2 separate regions of the Homo sapiens genome follow, and region 1 is linked to region 2. The links are chromatin contacts, found by Hi-C or POLR2A ChIA-PET in ENCODE. All regions are on one chromosome and are shown on one strand. The core of a region is the stretch at or near the end of the contact, and the rest is flanking DNA. Distances in the headings are between cores, read along the strand shown. Region 1 holds the start of SFMBT1 (Scm like with four mbt domains 1). Region 2 holds the start of DUSP7 (dual specificity phosphatase 7).

What was found. A loop is a pair of places that touch in the nucleus more often than their neighbours do. ChIA-PET counts read pairs that join two places held with the same protein, here RNA polymerase II (POLR2A). Pooled maps may share reads with other maps.
Region 1: a loop to region 2 is called in a map of naive thymus-derived CD4-positive, alpha-beta T cell, with 31 times the contacts of the local background. The contact joins the promoter of SFMBT1 here to the promoter of DUSP7 in region 2. A Hi-C loop is called at or near these places in 2 of 168 maps with a recorded cell type or tissue (both naive thymus-derived CD4-positive, alpha-beta T cell), 1 of 37 single-sample maps with no recorded cell type and 8 of 50 pooled maps. POLR2A ChIA-PET finds 5 or more read pairs at or near these places in 1 of 52 experiments (BJ).

The regions. Positions count from the first base shown.
Region 1 is chr3:53,044,465-53,048,529 of GRCh38, reverse strand. It overlaps SFMBT1 (Scm like with four mbt domains 1), which reads left to right and starts at 2,457. Exons shown (of 21, transcript NM_016329.4): 1 at 2,457-2,714. RefSeq lists enhancers at 1,140-1,639, 1,640-2,141 and silencers at 2,129-2,238, 2,289-2,608, 2,709-2,768, 3,129-3,418.
Region 2 is chr3:52,054,167-52,058,711 of GRCh38, reverse strand. DUSP7 (dual specificity phosphatase 7) reads left to right here and starts at 2,141. Exons shown (of 3, transcript NM_001947.4): 1 at 2,141-2,862; 2 at 4,338-4,545. The coding sequence starts at 2,346. RefSeq lists silencers at 1,081-1,440, 1,841-2,220, 2,421-2,480, 2,801-2,850, 3,561-3,630.

The DNA of each region.
Region 1 (4,065 bases), core at 1,208-3,707, 990 kb before region 2:
TGCCTCAGCCTCCGGAGTAGCTGGGACTACAGGCGCCCGCCACCATGCCTGGCTAATTTTTTTGTATTTTTAGTAGAGACGGGGTTTCACTGTGTTAGCCAGGATGGTCTCAATCTCCTGACCTCGTGATCTACCCGTCTCGGCCTCCCAAAGTGCTGGGATTATAGGCGTGAGCCATGGCGCCCGGCCTTTTTTTTTTTTTTTGAGATGGAGTCTTGCTCTGTCACCCAGGTGGAGTGCACTGGCACAATCACGGCTCACTGCAGCCTAAAACTCCTGGCCTGAAGTGATCCTCCTGCCTCAACCTCCCAAAATGCTAGGACTACAGGTGTAAGTCACCACGTCTGGTCAATAATTATTTAATAAATGGTAACTGCAGAATTAATAACAACCGATGACAGTGGTAGTGAGTTATGTCCATATTTTACTCCAAATAAATAAGCCAAAATAAAATCGGGATAGTCATCAGAGAATGAAATATGAAATGAAATTGTACAAAACTAGCAGAAAAAAGACTATCAGATGGGCAGCAGAAAGCTCACTTTGTCAGCACTGAAGCAATTAAAACATTAGAATGACACACTGAACATTAGAATAAAACAAGAAAGAACAACAGGCTAGAAAATATTTGCATCAATGACGACAAAGAAGTAATATCTGTAACATAAAAAAATGCTTGTTCAAAGTTAGAAGAGGTTCAAGTCCCCAGAAGATGGATATGAATAGATTATTCACAGGAGAGGGAATGCATATAGTAAATGCATGGAAAAACATTCATTTTTGAATGTTGTGTCACCTAAGAAATGCTAAGTAACCTTGAACTAGCAATAGACTATTAAAGTAGGGGGGAAATGGCACTCAATGTTTATAAGTGTGTTAAACTCCTTACACTTGTTCCTTGGAGGCGGTAGAATAATTGGGGCAGCTCTTGGGAAAAATATGACGCTGTAAGCCAAGACCACTTGGCCATTCATAGCCTTCTACCTGGGAGCCTTTCCACTCCCAGGTATTTGTCCCAAGTGCAGAATTCAAGGATACGTTAGCAAACAACCGTAAAGAACCAAAAACATTAGGGGGCTGAGTGAATAGTTAAGGACACCTGCACACCTTAAAAATGAATCGTGAACAAATAAAAATGGTAGTGAAAGTAGTAACAAAAAAAGTGTGGTTGCAACTATACACAGTATATATATGTTTCATGTCGTGAAAAGTTGCATTTCTTTGTAACAATATGGATTACTGTATTCTTTTTAGATTTTTCTTTCTCCGGTTGTCATATTGTTTTTTCAGTGGTGCTAAAAAAAATCTGGATTCAAATCCAGCCAGCAGCGTGACTTTGAGCAAGTTTGTGAAGTGGGATATTTCTCAGAGCGGTTGAGGGAGGTGGCTTGAGCTCGCACCTGGCACACGGTGAGAACCCCAGACTTTCTTCTTGCTGTGGGGGCGCCTCTGGGCCCTGTCCGATAACGCCTTTCACGGCCTGGGAGTCTGATCGGGAGCTCCCGGGTCTCGGTGGCGCGGGAACTCCCTTCTGGAGGGAACTTTCCGGAGCAGGTGGGCGGGTGTATGTCCCACGGGCACCTGCGCTCAGGAGGAGGGGGCGAGCTCGGGCAACGTAACCGCCCACGGTCACCTCGGGCTGCGGGGCCGACTTGAAGCCGCCTTCGAGGTTCTGATCCTTCCCGGGGCTCTGGGCTCGTTCGTCCCAATTCGCAGCTGTCCTGTGCCCCCTCGCTGCAGGAAGACTCAAGATTTACAGGGCGCCTCCTGCGGAAGCCTAGAGACATCGGGGGCGCCGAAGGGCCCGCGCCGGACTTCGCAGACAGGGGGCACTTGGGTGCCCTTTCAGGTCTCAGAGGGAGCGCCCGATCCCCGACGAGGGGCAGGCAAACGGGCGCAGTGCCCGCGGCGGCGGCACGCGCGCATCTGGGATCCGGCCGCTTCTCCGCTCATGCCATCTTGTCCGAGCCAGTCACGTGCGGGCGACAGCGGCGCGCTTCGCCGGGCCGGTACTCCAGGTCCGACCCGCGAACCCCTCTGGGATCCCCGCCGCTCTGTCTACAACCCGAGGTGAGGCGCAGGCTGGATCGGGGCTGGGCCAGGGCGGGCACTGGGTTCCCGGGGACGCGTCTCCTCTTCCGGGCCGTTCCGCTCGGGGCCACAGCGCCGTCGGGGGCCCGAGGCGCCGCCGCGTGTCCTGCGCCACGGCCTCGGGGCCGTCCGCGCCGAGTTGCTGGCTGGGGGCGTGGGTGGCCCGCGGCGCCGGACCCCCGGCACACCAGCCCGCGGAGTCCTTGCCTCCCGCGCGGCCCCAGCCAGGAGGGATGGCGCTGGGGCGGGAGCGGGGCAGCCGGGCCCGGGAGCTCCACGGGCGCGGCGCGAGGGGCGCAGGCTGCCTGGAGGACCGCGGAGCTGGGGGTGGGGGGGCGCGGGCGCATGCGCCCTGCGTCCGTGCCATATTGGAATGAGTCGGAGCGCGGAGCGCCGCCGCCGCCTCCGCCGGAGCGCGGGTGGAGGGGGGCGGGGAGAGCTGCCGGCCGCCCCGCTCCGCCGAACCCAGCAGGAAGGAGGGCGCGAGCGGGCGAGCGCGGGCAGCACGGGAGGAAAAAGCTTCCGCGCGGGGGAGCGAAAAGACGGAAAGAAAGAAAGAAAACGAGCGCGAGAGGGGGAAAAGCGAGCGATCGAGCGAGCGCGCGCGCGAAAACTCCGGGCAGGTAAAAAAGCGGGGCCACCGGCTGGGCCTTCCCGCGCGGCGGCCTGGAGGGGCGGCGGCGGCGCCGGGGCGGGGGACCGTACGGCGTCCCCTTCGAAGCGGCCGCGCAACTTTGCCAACGGGAAACCGCCGGGCGCCGGCGGGCGCGCGGGCTGAGGCGCCAACGGGCGGCGGCGGCGGCACGTTGGGGGCGGGGGCGGGGCGGGGGGAGCGCGGCGCCCGCGCGCGGCCCCGCGGTCCCGCGCGCCGGCCGGCCGGCTGCAGGGGCGCGCCTGGGCGCCTCGCCGCGGCGGAGAGCGGCGGCGGCCGTCAGCCCCTGGCAGGCAGCGCGGCGCGCGTCAGCCCGCGGGAGGCGTGAAAGGAAAGTGGCCGGGCGGCGGCAGTGGCGGGCGCCCAAGTTCCCCGGCGCGCCGGGCCCGCCGCGCGCCCCTCCCCGCGCGCGCCCCGCGCTCCGCCCGCCGAGCCCCCGCGGACCCGCCCCCCGGGCTCGCTCCGGGCGGGGCGCGAACCCGCAGCTGGGGCCGGGCGCGCGGCCGGTCGGAACTTCGGAGGGCCCGGGCGGTCGCTGCGCGGTGGCGGAGCGTCTAGTGGCCGCCGCAACCGGTGGCTCCGGGCCGCCGTTGTGAAGTGAGCGGGCCTCTCCCGCGCCGCGGCCCGCCGGGCACCGCCGCTGGACCCCGCGCCGACCCGGCAGCGCCCCGACCTGCCGCTCGGGAGGTCCGCGACCGTTTCGATTTCTGTTCCTAAAGTCCGATTTTGGACGCTGAAAAGGAGGCTGTGGAGGGGCGAGCGGCGTCCTGGGAAGCAAGGCCTGCTCTGTGCGGAGCAGAAACGCCTTGTGCGAACAGAAATAAATTCCCGCGGAAAGGATGTACGTTATGCTAAGTTTTTCACAAGATGTCAGCTGTTCCCGTAGGGTCTAAAACTAAGCCGGCAGGCACAGGTCACCCCCAGAGCTTGTGCTCAAGGAGTGGTGGACGCTTGGGTCAGGTGGGGGTGTTCCCAGCGGGTCGCCCGAAGCAGCACTGGTTGATGGTCCCAAGTGGTGTTTTTGAGTCCTGTTAGCAGTGATCTGTGTTTGAGAACCAAGTAACCATCAAAGAGATTCGAAAGGAAGTAAGATGGATTTTGTCAATCCCTGCGTATGTCTTCTCTTGAACCACATTTTCTAAGATGTCATTCTTAATTTTATTGCATCTGGGTAAAATGCCTGAACGTGTAATCATTAATTTGTCAACTGGCGAGAGGATGAAGGAAGATGTGTCTTCATGTGTACACTTTGAGGCCTGTTGACTAGCGTTTTGAGGCATTTGTTGAATTAGGCCGTAGGTAGATTCGGAGTTAAGATTTGT
Region 2 (4,545 bases), core at 892-3,391:
GCCCAGTCTCACTTGAGGACAGCATGAGCCTTCTGTTGATGTGACTCTGGCCTGCCCCTCAGGGATGTCACCCTGACTTATTGGGCACTTGACACCTTCTTGAGCTACCATGGACCCGTCTGGGGAGGGAACACCAAGACCAGTCTCTGCCCTAGAGAAAGAGGGGTCTGTGTTCATCCTGTGGTAGGCCTGGGAGAGCACCCAGACCGGCATCCAACCCCATGGTGGAGCAGAGGGGAGAGGTAGCCAGGCCTGAGTGGAGGATGGAGGCTCCACTGTTGTCACTCCGGCTCCAGGCAGGCTGGTACTCAGGAGGCCCTCAGCAAGGCTTGCTGAGTGAATGGTGCACTGCTCAGCAGCTCACCCTCCCCTGGGAGTTTGCTCAGGCCTCTTTTTTGAGTGCTGCCTCCATCCCTGACAAGCAGCATCCAGCCTGCCAGCCGAGAGGCCTGTCCTCAGACCACGTCCTCCCAGCCGGATGGATTCATAGACGGATTGGGCTCAGTCCACACTAGCACTCTCCTACACTGGGAGACCCAAGGCCCAGAGGGAAGAACCATACTAAGGTCACAGGACACACCTGCAAGTGGCAGGACAGAATCTGGGTCTTGGCATCTTGGGCCCTGGAAGCTCTTTCCACAGGCCCAGGACCCCCAGGACAACCTTGGGCGGAGAGTTGCTTCTCCTTTCACACTCTGAGAATGTGACTGTGGGAGAGACCCCTGCTCCTTTGGGATACAGCCCTGTGGCCCAGGATGAAACTCTTCCGAAAGACTATCCCTCGCTTGAAAGACAGGCGGGGACTGCTCCTGAGTCACCCCTTTTCGTGCCTTCTGGTCAGAGGTTAGCGGAAAGCTCAAATCCTCGGGGTTCCAGAGGCCGTCCCTCAAGCACCACCGCTCCCCCAGTCAGGGATGGGGGCAAGGTGTCTCAGAGCCGACCAGCCTCGGGCGGAGTCGGGGGGTTAAGCCCCAAGGAGGGGCACCCCGCCAGGCAAAAGAATGGACCAGATAGACGGCAGGGTCCAGCCTCAAGCTGCCACCCTGGCTCCGTAGGGAAAGCACTGCAGGTCCTACGCAAGCGCGCCGCCTGCGTCTAGCCGCTTTGTTCTAGCGCTACCTGCGGGTCCATTCACCTCCGCTGCCCCGCCTGCCTGCAAATCGACACACAGGGCGGGCGGAGGCCCCGCCCACTTCCCCGCCCTGGGTGGAAACCGCGGCGGGCCCCGCCTCCCTCCGCCACCGCCTCTTTCGGCCAGGATTGGCCATCTGCATGGCAGGCGCCCGCCTACCGCGGAAGTTGATTGGTCCGTTGAGAGGGAGGCAGGGGAAGGAAAGCTGATTATAAAGGAGCATTCCCCTCCCACCGGCCCCGTGGAAAAAGTCACGTGGCGCTTCACTGGGCGCCTGTCACCACCCCGCTTGTAAAGCTTTCTTAAAGGGCTCGCGATCCCTTCCCAAAGCTGGTCCTTTCTAGGATTTCTCCACACCTGCCCACGGAAGGTGGCACGGCCCTGAGTCTTCCTACCCCGCCAGTTGCCCAGGTCCTGATTTCCCATCAGGCCTGCTGGCGTGAGACGCTCTCCCTCAGGTCTGGAGCCTGTGACCGTCAGGGGAACGATGAGGTCCTCTGAAACGGTGACCGCCTAGCACAGTGCCTGGCACGTAGTAGGCGTTCAGTTCTCATTTGTTGAATGAACTCGATGACAGAAAAAATGAATGGGATGACAGGCGGGAGGAGGAGAGGTTGCTCAGCTTGACCATCCCCCCCACCACGCCCCGTCCCAGGAAAACTATGCTGTTGTGAATGTGGGGTGGGGGTGCCAGGCATAGGACGCCCCCAGGGCCTCTCTTCCCGCAGTGTCCAGAAGAGCTTGGGAGCACGCGCAGAGTGAACCCATGAGGGCGTCTAGGCCGGGGTCCCTAGGCGGATCGTAGTCAGCTCCGAGCTAGTCCAGGGGGCAACGGTGCGGAGGCGGTGGGGGAGGGCCCCGCCGCTGGTCTCCCGGGCTCGGGTCGCGAGCGCGCCCGCATACCCCGTGGGGAGGGGCGGTGGAGGCGCTGCGCCTTTAAGCCCGGGCGCCGGCCCCCGCGGCCCCGCCCCCCGGAGAACGCCTCGGCGCGCGGCCGCCGGAGCCGCCGTTTAATTGGGGCTGTCAGGCCGCGGTGCGCGCGGAGGGCCGGGCGGGCGGGCGGGACGGAGGCCGGGAGGCCGGGAGGCCGGGGCGGCGGGCGCGCAGCTCGGCGGGAGGCGGGCGCCCGGAGACGCGGCTGGGGCCCGCGCGGCCGGGGCGCCGTCCCAGGGCAGGGCTGCCCGGCCCCGGCCCCGGGCCGCCCGCGCTCCCCATGAAAAACCAGCTCCGCGGCCCCCCAGCGCGGGCGCACATGTCGACTTCGGGGGCGGCGGCGGCTGGGGGCACCCGGGCGGGGTCCGAGCCCGGTGCGGGGTCGGGGTCCGGCGCAGGCACCGGGGCGGGCGCGGCGACGGGGGCAGGGGCCATGCCCTGCAAGAGCGCCGAGTGGCTGCAGGAGGAGCTGGAGGCGCGCGGCGGCGCGTCCTTGCTGCTGCTCGACTGCCGGCCGCACGAGCTCTTCGAGTCGTCGCACATCGAGACGGCCATCAACCTGGCCATCCCGGGCCTCATGTTGCGCCGCCTGCGCAAGGGCAACCTGCCCATCCGCTCCATCATCCCCAACCACGCCGACAAGGAGCGCTTCGCCACGCGCTGCAAGGCGGCCACCGTGCTGCTCTACGACGAGGCCACGGCCGAGTGGCAGCCCGAGCCCGGCGCTCCCGCCTCCGTGCTCGGCCTGCTCCTACAGAAGCTGCGCGACGACGGCTGCCAGGCCTACTACCTCCAAGGTGAGGGCGGCACCGAGACGCCTTACGGGATCGGGGCCCCCCCGCGACTCCCTGACGCCCCCCTTGGAGGCGCTTTCCTCTCCACGCGCTCGGCCTGCCCCTCTGGGCGCCACGTCGTCCCCGGCCCGCATCCGCCCTCCTGGAGCCGGGTCCCCACTGTGTGGTTTGGCAGGCGCGGGGCTCCCTCTGCGCCCCCTTTCTCGGCACGATTCGAGTGGGTGGAACAAACTTTCCCCTGCCTGGGGTTTCCTTTTTTTTCCTGTTGATGGGGCGACAGTAGTGCCTGGGCTCCAGTGGAGCCCCTCAGAGGTGGAAGGCGCCGCCTCCCAGAACCCTAAAAGCGGCAGGGCGCCCAAGTCCAGCCTAGAATTCGTGTTTCTGGAAGGCCAGGATCAGGAAGGGCACCTTTCATAGCACCATCCTCACCTCCAGCGCATGGAGACCATTTGGGTTGGGGTCTCCTGGATCCGGGAATTGCTTCTTCCACCGGAGAATTGCCGCCTCTAGGAGGCGCTTGGGGCAGGGTATGGGCAGGCTCCATTGCCCTGGCCCGGGTCTCTCGGGACCCCCAGGTCCCTAGCCTGCTGCCCCGGAGCTTGCAGAAGGGAGAGGTAGCACCGGGGGGCGAGTGGCTGAGGCCGGTGTTTCCAATTAACATTCCAAAATGGCCTCTTGCTGGCAGCGGGGCGGGCGGGAGGGGAGGGGAGGCCTGCGGCACCCTCGGGCGCAGGGCCCATGCCTCGCTGCAAGGGGCTCCCCATTTCTCCTGTCCCTGTATCGCCCCAGTGGCCCTCCCCCGCTGCAGGTCCAAGGCTGGGGGTGGGGCTTGTGTTCTAAGGGAGGGTTCTAGAGAAGTGGAGCCAGGACCCCCTTCAAAAACCTGCCCCTGCTGGGGGAAGGGGCCAGCCAGTACCTTCCCACTACCCTCCCCAGCTGTAGTTTCGGGGCTGGGCAACCACTAGACTCCCGTTCAGGAAGCCCAGGACCTCTCTGCCTCTAACTGAGCCAGATGTGGCTCTGGCACCTGTGGTCTCATCTATAAGAGGAGTTTGCCAACCCAGAGGTGCTGGCTAAGATGGGGTTGTCTGCTTTTCTTTACCACTTAGCTGTTACTGAACACCCATGGGTGCTAGGTGTGCGTGGGAGCTGCAGAAGAGGAATTAGCTGGGGCCTGTCCTCAAGTGCCCTAAAGCTGGTGCCATGGCTGGGGGCCCCGAAGTGTTATGGGTACCAGTTTGGAGTCCAGGCACGTCACTTCACCTTCTGGGGCCTCAGTTTCCTTATCTGTGAAGTGGTCATGGTTTAGATGGAGAGAACACGAGAGAGGGCACACGTGTAACATGCTTGGCATGGCCCATGCTGACCGTGGGTGCTGTGGTGTTTGGCGTGCAGAGTCCTGGCCATCTCTGGTCTTGTGCAGCCCATCTGGGCTCTCACCAGCCTCTCACCCAGGCCCTGTCTCACCCTGGACACAGGTGGTTTCAACAAGTTTCAAACAGAGTACTCTGAGCACTGCGAGACCAACGTGGACAGCTCTTCCTCGCCGAGCAGCTCGCCACCCACCTCAGTGCTGGGCCTGGGGGGCCTGCGCATCAGCTCTGACTGCTCCGACGGCGAGTCGGACCGAGAGCTGCCCAGCAGTGCCACCGAGTCAGACGGCAGCCCTGTGCCATCCAGCCAACC